Linked DNA regions of Homo sapiens: region 2 is linked to region 1. A link is a loop called in an ENCODE intact Hi-C map of the cell type or tissue named here. Cell type or tissue: Caco-2. All regions are shown on one strand. Links, peaks and the distances in the headings refer to the core of each region. The heading gives the core; the rest is flanking DNA.

Region 1 (6,053 bases), core at 685-5,684:
GATTCTTGCTGGGTGCCCCCAGCCCCCGCTGGCCCTGCTGCTGAGCAGCCTGTCTTGAAGGATCTTCTGAGAACGGACTCCTTTTCTGGGAGCGTTTATAAGAGATTTCTCATGGCTCAGTTCCCCTATAGAAAACCAGGAATTGTAAGTCTTACATAGCTCAAGAAAGAAAGTGAAGGGAGTGAGTCAGAGCCGGCCAAGAATGAGTGAACAGGGTTGGTGGCAGTGTCTCGGGAGGAATTACCAAAAAAGAAATGAAAGGAAAAAAGAAGAAAGAAAAAAAAAAAGGAAAAAGAAAAGCAAAACCAAGTTCCCCCCAACCCCCCACAAAACAGAAAAAAAAGATAAACTTTTAGCAAACTAATGTGGACAGGGGGCCTCTGAACTCCCTGGCAAAGCAGTTGGGCGAGGAAGCGGATGGTTTTCTGGGTCTTCAAGTGCATTCTGCCTCCTTAGTCCAGGCCTTTGTGGACCTGGTCTGGGGGAATATTTAGCAAAGCTGTTTATTTTGCATAAACCCGAGTAATGACCCAGCCCTAGGGGAGGGAATTGTGTGGGGCTGACAGCAGCGTGATTTAAGGGGGAGCCACCTGACCCCTGCCCCTCCCAAACGTCCCCTGCAGAATAAACTCGCTTTCTTCCCAGCCCGCTGCATGTTAATCAATGCCGAAGGCTGAGGCCCGAGAGGCCTATTGTGGGGACAGTCGGGTCCTCCTGGGGCTTTGTGGCAGCTCCAGCTGAGTTCCTTTCTCTCTGCTGCTCACTCTGACTTTCCGGAAAGGCCCCAATCTCACCCTGGAGCTCAGCTTGCTTTCCTGGTTCTTCCCAAGCAATTGTCCGTCTCTCAGATCTGTGCACTTTTTGAAAGCAAAACTCATTAGTATATTTTTTAAATGTGTTTTTGTGACAGATGTCCCTTAGAAAGGACACCCCTTAGAAAGGATAGCTGCCTGGGGCCCGCGTAGCTGATAGCTGCCTGGGACCGGCGTGGCTCCGCTGACTCAGGCTGGGTTTCAGCTACGCCTCTGGGGGACTTTAGCCTTGAGTATACGCAGCCTGGGAGTCTCCAGTGCTCAGAGTGCCTGCTCTGTTCCCTCCTGAGCATTCTGTTCCCTTCTCACTCTCTTTCTAGAGCGCCAGTGTGGGATCAGTTCTTACTGCCAGGGGTGGGGGCTAATCTGTGTCTTGTGTCCTTGAGGACCACAAATGAAGACATGCATTAACCCTTGGGGGGGGGTACCAGTGATTTCAAACCGCCCCCCCATAAATCCCCCCACTTCCATTTTACCTCTTTCCTCCCATATGGTTTTCTTTTCTTTCTTTTTTTTTTTTTTGAGACAGAGTTTTGCCCTTGTTGCCCAGGCTGGAGCGCAGTGGCGCGATCTTGGCTCACTGCAACCTCTGCCTTCTGGTTTCAAGCGATTCTCCTGCCTCAGCCTCCGGAGTAGCTGGGACTACAGGCGCCTGCCACCAAGCCTGGCTAATTTTTGTATTTTTAGTAAAGGCAGGGTTTCACCATGTTGACCAGGCTTGTCTTGAACTCCTGACCTCGTGATCTGCCCGCCTCAGCTTCCCAAAGTTCTGGGATTACAGGCGTGAGCCACTGTACCCGGCCCAGTATGGTTTTCTTTCTAGTGCCTCAATGGGTGCCTCCTTGAGGACCTGGCTGATGGGGAGGGGAGGGGAGGGGCTCCCCGGTGGAGGCTTGGGCCACCAGGCTGTGGACACTGCATGGACCTCAGCCATCCCTGCAGGCTGGCCTGGCTTCCCTCTGTGTCAGCCTTTCCAGCGTTTGCAGCCAGCAATTCTCTCCTTGGAAACTGGGAGGGAAAAGAAAACAACAACAATGAAAAAACAACAACAAAACTAAACGTGTGAACTTGGCTGTAAGTATGGAGCAGAAAAGTTTTGCTTGGATGTGGCACTGGGGAACTGATGGAAGGAACAGTCCTTTGTTAGAAGGGGAGGAAGGGGAAGTGAAGTAGTCTCTCCTTAGAATTGGGGTGAATTGTTATGAATAAAAAATACATACTTCTCAGGGCTGGATGCAGTGGCTCACACCTGTAATCCCAGCACTTTGGGAGGCCAAGGCAGGCAAATCACCTGAGGTCAGGAGTTCGAGACCAACCTGGCCAACATGGTGAAACGCCATGTCTACTAAAAATACAAAAAGTAGCTGGGCATGGTGACATGGGCCTGTAATCCCAGCTGCTCGGGAGGCTGAGGCAGGAGAATTGCTTGAACCTGGGAGGTGAAGGCTACAATGAACTGAGATTGCACCACTGCACTCCAGCCTGGGTGACAGAGCGAGACTCCGTCACAAAAAACAAGAACAGAAACAATAACAAAAACAAAACAAAAACATGCTTCTCAGTAAGTTTCCCTGGGAGGATGGGCCCGGAACCCAGAGACACTTCGTCTGGTCACTGGTCTCCCCTCGTCTTGTAATCCCTTCCTTGCCTCTTTTTAAAAGGAAAGGTTTGAGCCCACTGTGGTTGCTATGGTTTTCTAACCAACACCTTGATATTTGCAAAGGGCTCTGAAGTCATTAGAGCTATTTCTTGCTCATCACCTCCTGGTGAGACAGATGTGACTCTCCCCTCCCATTTTATGGGTGAGGAAACTGAGATTGGAGAAGGCAGACAAGGGCCAGGGTGTCCTGGAGCTGTGTGAAGGTTCTAGGGTTGTGATTCATCAAGCCAACAGTTAGAACTGTCATAGTTTTCCTGTCCCTCTCTGTCCCTGAGTGATCTTGGGCAGGTTGGTTCTCACCTGCCTTGATGGTCTGTGGATCTCATAGCATTAAGTGTGGCTCAGATTTCTCCCTCCCTTCTTTCCCCCACCCTCTCTCCGCCCCACCCTGAGGTCAGCCTGAAGGCAGCCCCCTAGCCCCACCCCAGGCCTAGTGGGAGACTCAGACACACCAGGGGTGTGGGTAGGCGAGGGCCATGACCCCAGAAGGCTGTTTGGGGTCCAGAGGGAGCCCAGAGGGGCCCTGTCTTCCCTGCCTGAGGCAGGGTGGGATCCGGCATGTCTCAGAGATATGAGTATTAGCCAGGCCCACCAAGCTGGGGTGGGGGGGTATTGACAGTAATAAGGAGGTGGTTTCTGTTCTGAAGGGTGAAACTCTGAAGGCCCTAGTGCTGGTGTGGTGGTAACAGCAGTAAAAATTTTAGCACCACCAACAACTGGCATTTTGTTTTGAAGGTGGAAGTGTCAACAGGTCTCTACCATGGCTTCCTTTGAAAAACACACATACACACACACACACACACACACATACACCCACCCCCCCACACACTCACACACACCCATACACACACACACACACACACACACACACACACACACACACAGCCTTCTTCGGAGGCCTTGGCCCTTTTTCTCAAGGAATCCCCAGCTTGGGCGTTAATCCCTCAAGAGTCACCAAGAGTTAACTCTTGAGAAGCTCGTTTATTCATTTTTACCCTATGTAGTTCTACAGGCAGCCTCCAAAAATGCATAGTGTGTAACAGGGCTGAACAAAAAGTGGCGGAGATCAGGGGAAAGAAAAAAAGGGGATCATGAAATAGAAATTAACAAGTTGAAGTTGAGGCCAGTGCTTGCCTAGGGGCAGGGGAGGAACGTGTCCACCTCTGTCCCAGGTGGCCTGTGTGAGGGAGAGGGGCTGGGGGAAGAGATTCCTGCACTGTTCCCCATGGGGCTGCCTGCGGGCACATGCCTCTCCCCAGCACCACCCCCACTGACACGCTCCAGCCGCCACGCCCTCTCCATCACAAATGTGGCCACAGCTCCTGGTCTTGTCCGGGTCAGCCTCAGAAGTAGCAAACTCCCCGTGTTGACTTCCTGTTAGGGGAACGAGGATTCCATCCTTTGAGTCCTAAACCTCTGAAACAGCATGGGCCCCTGCTCCCTGGCTCTGCCCAGAGTTGTCAGAGATTCAGAGAATCGTCTCTCAGTTTTGCTCAAGAGCCTGAACACTACCGCTTTCCTACTAAAGGCTAAAAATAAATTTTGAAGCAATAAAGGTGATCACAGTAGAGACAGTTCTCCACTTACAATGGCTCGACTTTACTGTGGGTTTACTGGGGCATGGTAAGTTGAGGAGTAAATGTGTTACTTTGTAAGGAGGGCAAAGATTGTAGGCACAGGGTTTTTGGAGGCCAGGGGATTGATTCTGTTGGGTTTCTAGTCTCCTCTGGATGACATCACCAACCTGAAATCCCTTACCTGTGTCATAACAAAGGACACTTTGTGTAATTTTCTTAGATACTCACATCTTTACCACTCTATTCTGGAAAAAAATACCCATTTAGGCCTTGCCGTTAACATGTCTGATCTCAGGCCTGAAGATCTCTTAGAGACTCAGTTTCCCTTTCTGTACAATGAGTGGGTTTGACTGATACTCATGCTGAGCTGGTATCTTTTATCCTGTATTTATATAACATGGTCACCTCTTTAGGGTGCTAACATTTTATGAGACCTCTTTAAGGTGCTAAAGTCTCATGATATCATCCAGTAACTCTACCCCATGAAGGGACATTTTATTACTCATTAGGCATCAATGTCAGGTTCAGCAAGTCTTATCTTGATGCTGACCCTTGGGAACTGCACCTTTCTGCTTTCCACCGTTCAGAGGAGTTGATACACTGTGATTTTCAGTGAAGGGGGACCACAGGTCCCCTTCACCTGTGGTCTTTTCTTGTTGCTGTTTTGTGGAGTGGTTTCCATCCACCCCCTACTCCCTCGAAATTAGGGTTAAAACGCAATGGCATAAGGCACTGATATAGATTAAAACACACACACACACACACACACACACACACACACACACAAAATGATTGTCATAAAGAAAATCATTCCAGTCCTGTGAGTTTGGGATTATATTTTCCCCAGACATTTACTGTGTTTATAGAGAAAAATAAATATCTCTGTAAACATGTGTTGTATTTACAGTGAAAATAAATATCTAAATAAATATTAAGCTTTTAAAATTGGAGCACTCGCAGAAGGAAATGCAAATGGATGTGAGCGAGGGCTGCCTCACTTGGGGCGTGCATGCCTGGATTCGCACTGAATTGGGGTGCGTTTGTCTTTCTTTCCAGCTCGGAGTGCAGAGCCATGCTTCAGGGAGGGGAAATGAACATTTATGGAGCACCCACTATGGGCTCGACACTTTACAAAGAGAGCTTCATTTTATCACCACCCGGCTCTGGGTGGCAAGGAGTATCTGTGTTACTTTGTAAAGAGGGCAAAGATTGTGGGCACAGCGTTTTCGGAGGATTCTGTTGGTTTCTAGTCTCCTCTGGATGACATCACCAATCTGAAGTCCCTTGCTTGTATCATAACAAAGTGTCCTTTGTTATTTTCTCAGATAGAGAAAATAGATGAGGAAACTGCAGCTCAGAGAGGTGAAGCGACTTGTCCAAAATGACAGTTACCAGTTGGGGTAGCTGGATGTTGTTCTCACCCAGAATGAAAGAGCAAGTTATGGAACAAATCTGTACATGGCTGCTGGTGCTAAGACTTTTCTAAATCCAGGACCAGGGTTAGAAAAGCCAGGAGCTATGGCAGTTGTCAGCACGTGGCACCTCCAGACACAGAAACGAAAGGGTCTGCGGTGGAGTCCTTTTTCCTCTACTCCCTCCGGGAGGGCCTGGCTGCTCACGCATTTACGCCTCTCTCCAAACACTGGGTCCTTCACTGGAAACTCCTCTGAAGGACAGCAAGCCTCCTGCACCCCGCCAGGAGAGCTCTTTCCTGGAGATCAATCTGCAGAGAGCAGGCTCATTGTGAGCCATTGTGAGCCAGAGCAGGCTGCAGCTGGGCCTCATCTGTGCATTTGTGTTTTACAAGCAGGCGTCTTGGTGGGAGATGGGTTTTGCAGATCAGTGTAATATAGAAGCAAACACTTGAGGATGGGAGGGAGAGCACGTTTCTCACTTTAGGGGTTTGCTTCCAGGACTTCCTTTTTTGGAAGTATGTTCTTTTTCTCTCTCATACACACTTGTGTGTACACACACATACACACACACACACACACACACATACAC
Region 2 (6,053 bases), core at 386-5,385, 50 kb before region 1:
GGCAAGGGTCCTATCTGATGTCACCAAAGAACCCTGAGTAGCTCCTAGCAGAGGGTGCTTGACATTTTCCCTAGTTCGAAATTAGCAGTCAGCACACGTGTCTGTTAAGGGCCAGAGAGTAAAGATTTCAGTCTTTCCAGGCCATACGTATGGTCTCTGTCACAACTACTCTCCTCTGCCACTGGAGCTCAAAAGCAGCATAGATGGTATGTGCATGATCGAGCAGGGCTGTGTCCCAGTGAAATGAGCAGTGGACAGATTTGGCCTCAGGCTGTAGTTTGCTAATCCTTACTTTGATTGCCTAATGGCATTAGATGGAATCTGCATAAAATTAGTACATCCAGCCCTACTTGGGTACAAGCTCCATTTCTTGTGTCTTTATAGTGGGTGCAGGTGGGGCTTGGAGGGTCTCCGTCCCTTCCTGTCACTTTGCTGGCTGGGAAATCAGAAGACCAACTGCTAACTGACTAGCCTGGAGCAGCCTTTGTTGCTCTGAACCTCACTTTCCCCATCTGTAAAATGGGAAGGTTGGACTATGGTTTCTCAAAGATTCTTTCCAGCTCCAAAATGTTCTGAATTCTAGTTAGAAAGGAAATTAACGTTTTCTTCCCTGGAGGTTGTGGTTTCAGTTTGTGTCTTTGGTCACCAAGACAAAGTGGATAGGGTAATTTGGTGTTGTGATCTGCACCCCAAAGGGCACTTACTTTCTGGGGCACCCCATCCTAGCAGAGACCCCTCAGTCTCAGGAGCCAGTTGGGTAGGGATAATCCTTATTGCTTTCTTGGCCCACATAGTGTCCTGAAAATAAGGCTTCACCTGTGAGTTGCTGCATGATTCCAGGTGATGAACGTTAACCTCTCTAGCCTCCTGTTCTCCACCTGGAATTGCCCCCTGTGTAGACTGGGTGGGAGGAGCAGGTGAGGAAAAAAAGGAGAAAGAAGCTGGGCACGGTGGCTCATATCTATAATCCCAGCACTTTCGGAGGCTGAGGTGGGTGGATCACTTGAGGTCAGGAGTTCGAGACCAGTCTGGCCAGCATGGTAAAACCTCGTCTCTACTAAAAATACAAAAAATAGGCAGCCATGGTGGTGCACGCCTGTAATCCCAGCTGTTCGGGAGGCTGAGGCATGAGAATCACTTGAACCCGGGAGGTGGAGGTTGCAGTGAGCCGAGATTGTGCCACTGCACTCCAGCCTGGGTGACAGAGTAAGACTCTGTCTCAAAAATATAAACTAAAAATGAAGGAGAAAGAGATGCTTTGGAAATGCAAACAGCGCTAGGGCTTCATTAAGACGATGACATGTCTTGTGGTTGTTCCAAGGGAAGACATGCTATACAGGGAGGAAACATCCCCACTTGGCTTCAAGGAACTAGATCAGTCCTGGTTCAGCCAAGGCCCAGGCACGCCCACGTGGGCCTGGACTTTCTGCCGTGCTCACATGCTGCAGCTGCCAGTTGGCTGGGGCTGGCTGCCTCCAGTCTCCTTCTCAGACACTCCGCCCAGTTTTGGGTGGCCTGGGGACTGGAGAGGTGCTCCCTGGGAGACCTGGAAAGCAAACGGCACAGCAGTCGGGAGCCCCGGTCAGCTTCTTGTGCTGACTTGGCTCATTCTACCACTAATGAACTCGGGACACTGCCTGGACTCTTTCCTGATTGGAATCATGGGATGGGGTGGTACCCGCATGGATACCTCTGTTTCTGTGGCAAATCATCCACTTAGTAAATATTCATTACTTATTAGGTTCCAGGTATTGTGCCTGGAATACGTGGTAGTATTATGTAGATATTGTTGCTGAGGTTTTCCTAATTGCCAGGCATCAGACTAAATATTACACAGGTTAGCCCATTTGATCCTCACAACAACCCTTTCCAATTTACAGATGGGAAAACTGAGGCTAAGTGGAATTATCTAAGTCAGTCAGCTGGTTAGAGGCAGAGCCAGGATCTGGGTCTGTAACTGGACATCACTGGGGGCTCTGCCTTTCCCCAGGTCAGCTGGGAGATGTCACTAGGGGGGTCCGAAGCACGACTAGACCTACTCGTGTGTTGTCATTTGTGGAGTGGGCCTGGTTTAGATCTCCCCCGTCAGTCATTCTGGTTTCTTGCCGTGGAGTGGCCTCCCTTCCACCTTCTTCAAAGCCACCCAATTGGGGTCATTTTCCTAGCTTGCTGGATGGAGCTAATTACAGCATGCTCCTGGTCCCTGGCCCTTCCATGTGCATCTGTCTGGTGAGAGATAGGTGGAGTTCTGGGCTCTCTGTTTCTGGCTGCTCAGCAAAAATCACTCAGAAGAGGTTTTGTGAAAGCCTTTGTGGGCCTCAGCCATAACTGGCTGGGCCTGGGAGGTGCCCAGGTATCTGCATCGTTAGAGCAAGCTCTCTAAGGGGGCTCTTCACAGCTGCTGGGTCTCCGGGCAGTTGGTAATTTGGTGTGGGCTGAGTGCACAGGTGGTGGTACTGTACCTGTTCTGCAGGGGTCCTGAGGGGCTGGCACCTCTCCGGGCTGTTTTCCAACAGCCCCTGGTCGTGCCGAAGCACCTGTCCTGCCTTTCTGTTCCAGGCCACTCAGGTGTACCAGGTCAAGAGGCAGCCGTGTTTGGTTCCCCTCAATGAGTCTGGCTCTGGCAAAACCATGGCTCAGGCATGGAGCTGGGCAGTCCCAAGCTTGGTCCTCAGCCCTTTCCCTTCAAAGCCAGTTGGGTGAGTTCCTTGACCTCCCTGAGATTCTCTTTTTTCACCTATAAAACCCATGTTTCTAGCTGCATCTCAGAGTTGCTGTGCAGATGGAAGCGTCCTTGTGTTCAGAGGAGTGACAGTGACCGTGTCTTCAGCCCAGGCCTTGCACAGCGCGGGCACCGCAGCTGTTTGTTTGCAGCTCCTGGGAGCAAGCATGGGTTTTAGCTGTGTCTTTCCAGCTCCTAATAAAGTCTTGGCCTGTGGCAAGAGCTCAGCTACTCTGGTTTAGTCTCCAGGTTTGGGGGTTGTGATGGTTAGACCGTCATGGCTTTCCTTGCTTCTCGGGGGCTCTGCGTCTGAAACAAGAGGTGCGAGGAGGGCAACCAATCATCCGGGTTTGCCTGGGACTTAGGGAATTCCTGGAATAGTCCTAGGAAAACCTGAGGCTCTGGCAAGGAAGAACAGTGCTGACTGCTCCATCAGGCTCAGCAGGCACTGTGCTGAGGGCTCGTCATCCTGGGATGGGCCCAAAACGTTTTAATTTTTTAATAATCGGAAGAAAATAAATGAATATAATCCAGCCCAGAAGCCTGGATTATATTCGTCTTTAAACCAACACATTAGTAAAATATAATTTTTAATGTGTCTTATGGAGGAGGAGGTCCACACAGGTAAAAGCGTTTCGAGGTATGAGAGGGACCATGCAGTTCTGGGAGAGACCACTGCACCCAGGGACCCCCTGCCTTCCACGTCTCTTGAAGATCAGGAGGAAGAGAAGACAGCCAAAGAGAACTCCTGCGAGGCTCCTCCTGAGTTTCCAGCGATGGAAGGAAGCGGAGCAATGGCTGTTTCTGGGCCTGCCACCGCCTAGAACTTGGATTGGGGGGTTGGTGAACTTGGATTGGGGGATGGATTGGGGGATTGGATTGGAGCAGGCTGAATGTCAGCCCTGGAAACTGCCACTGGCCTCCCAGAGTGAGCTGGGAGATCCTGGTGTTCAGATGTTCCTGCCTTGGCTGCGTGGGGGGCAGGGGCGGGGGGGCGGTGGTTCCTATTTGGAGCCAGGGAGTTGATTTAATACAGCTGAGGCCAAGACCCAGCGTGGAGCCTACGACTGCAGCTGGATCCCTGCCAGCCCTCTTTCCCAGCCGCATGTGGCTCCAAATCCCAGAAAGGGAGAAACCCGCTGTGGGGAGGGGGTGCAGCAGATGTCACTGTCCCCACATGGTACTTCTTGTTTATCTTTTATTAAAGGCAGGCGCTTAGGCAGGGGCAGTGCTCAGAGCAGCCCTTGTGAGCGGGCCATGGTGGCGGCCTCCCTCAGAAGCTGTGGGAAGAGGGAGAAGGCATGAATAATGCAGGCTGCATCTTGACGGAGCTTGTCCGGCCCCCGCAGACCGCGCAGCGCGCACCTGAGCAAGCACTTTGAATGCCTCTGGCTTCTGAACTTGAGAAGGAAGCTCCCGGGATGGGCCTGACTCCGCCGCCTGGTTGCAATAGTCCTGGAAGGGGCGGCGGAGCAAGCAGAAGCCTCCTGCCCTGGCCCGTGGGTTTGCACCAGCTAGAACGTGGGGCTCCTCCATTAAGAGCTCCTTGGCGTTGGGAGCTACGCAGCCTCACCCCTCATCTTATCACACCAGGAGACCGGCGAGCAGAGTGGGGATGGCCACACAGGGAGTTCGCAGCAGGGTGGTGCTCTGCCTACCGACTCGCCCCTGGGGTTGTCCCTGTCGCCTCAGCCTTTCTCTTTATTTTGGGTGGAGGCAGGGTACTCAGGACAGGGATGAAAACTTAGGTCTGTTTTTCATTGTTCATCCTATTCTTGGCAACTTTTGCAGAAGGCGCTGGCAGGAAGGAGACCCTGGGGAGGGAAGAGTTGGAGGAGAAAGAAGTCTCCTTGGCACCTTTGCCTTTCCTGCTAAAAATGGTGGCAGTTCTGCATTTCTACTAAAAATAGCTAGTCCTCTGTCAAGAAGGCCACCCACACTGGGGTGTGGGGACTGGGGACAGCAAGATGTGGGCCCTGGGCCACACATTCTGTGGAGAGGCCTAGAAGCTCACAGATAGTCACTTTTCTTAGGAAGAAGGAAGGAGTGGCAGGAAGGGGCTGGGATGCCATCTCTGGAGAGCGGAGCGGCACTCCTGCCCCTGTGTGACAAGGACAGGTCTGCACACTCTGTCATGTATTACTCTAAGTGGCTTTAATATTAAATGGATGATGAAGGCAAGGATAAACAAACTGTAGCTTACCATATAATGGAATAGTATTCAACCATCAAAAGGAAGGAGATTCTGACACATGCTGCAACATGGATGAACCCCAAGGATATGCGCTAAGTGAAACAAGCCAGACACTAGAGGACACGTCCTCATGATTCTACTTATATGAGGCCCCTAGGGTAGTCAAATTCAGAGAGACAGAAAGTAGAATCGCAGCTGTCAGCGGCTGGGGAAGAGGGGAATGAGGAGTTAATGTTTAATGTGCACAGAGTTTCAGTTTGGGAAGATGGAAAAGTTTTGAAGATTCACAACAATGTGAATGTATTTGATGCCACTGAACTGTACACTTAAAAATGGTTAAAATGGTAAGTCTTATGTTATATATATTTTACCATCATTTTAAAAAAATTAAATGGGTGTCGTTGATTCCTCTCTTCCTCTCAACCTCCCATATAGAATGACTAGAATCCAGGTGTTTATCTTTTATGCCAATAGTGATGATGATGATGATGATCATGATGATGATGATGATGGCGGCAATTGTGTTCTTTTGTAGAGAAAGTAAGGTAACTCTCTGGGGTAACCAGGGCAGACCCTGTGAGTATTGGATCCTAGTGCCAAGCTTGGAGCACTCTGGCATTTGGGGGTCTCCCTATGGAATTGCTAAAGCTACCATTGGACAAGCCCCACTCATCTATGCAGAACTTCTAACCAAGTTTCCAGTCCCTCTTCTTTAAATGTGAGTGGACACCCAGGGTTTAAGTGACATCTGAAGAAAGGCTGCTATGTGAAAGAGCAACGTCCACATGGACGACTGGGAAAGCATGGTTCCCAAAGCAGCGGAATTCAGGAGGAGATGAAAATGTAAACAGAAAATTGACCTCCCACCCATTGGTATCCTCAGAAAGGCCCAAGAAAGCATTGCATCCATAAAACAAGAACAGGATGCTATGAAATAAGAATATTTGGAGAACAAAAAAGAGCTTTAGATTAAAAATATGATAGTTGAAATAAAAAGTTCATTAAAGGGATACATGACATTTCATGAAAAGAAGAAGAAAGCAAAGACTGGAACATCTGAAAGGAAAGCTGAGAAAGATGCAATACAAAGGCAGGTGATGGAGTATTTGACTAATGGAAGTTTCAGAAACTGAAACA

The links. Peaks named below come from ENCODE experiments on the same cell type or tissue, not always from the same donor. Only the 100,000 strongest peaks of a DNase experiment are listed, where the experiment ranks them.
Region 2: a loop joins it to region 1, with 6 times the contacts of the local background. A loop is called at or near these places in 2 of 110 quality-filtered maps.

The regions. Positions count from the first base shown.
Region 1 is chr2:120,893,382-120,899,434 of GRCh38, forward strand. The region is part of intron 2 of GLI2 (GLI family zinc finger 2); the gene reads left to right. Among named protein-coding and RNA genes, the nearest start is that of GLI2, 160 kb to the left of the region's middle. In Caco-2, for the core only: no CTCF peak of the experiment used is centred there; DNase peaks (open chromatin) are centred at 1,019 and 3,690.
Region 2 is chr2:120,844,052-120,850,104 of GRCh38, forward strand. The region is part of intron 2 of GLI2 (GLI family zinc finger 2); the gene reads left to right. Among named protein-coding and RNA genes, the nearest start is that of GLI2, 110 kb to the left of the region's middle. RefSeq lists an enhancer at 2,108-2,608. In Caco-2, for the core only: no CTCF peak of the experiment used is centred there; no DNase peak of the experiment used is centred there.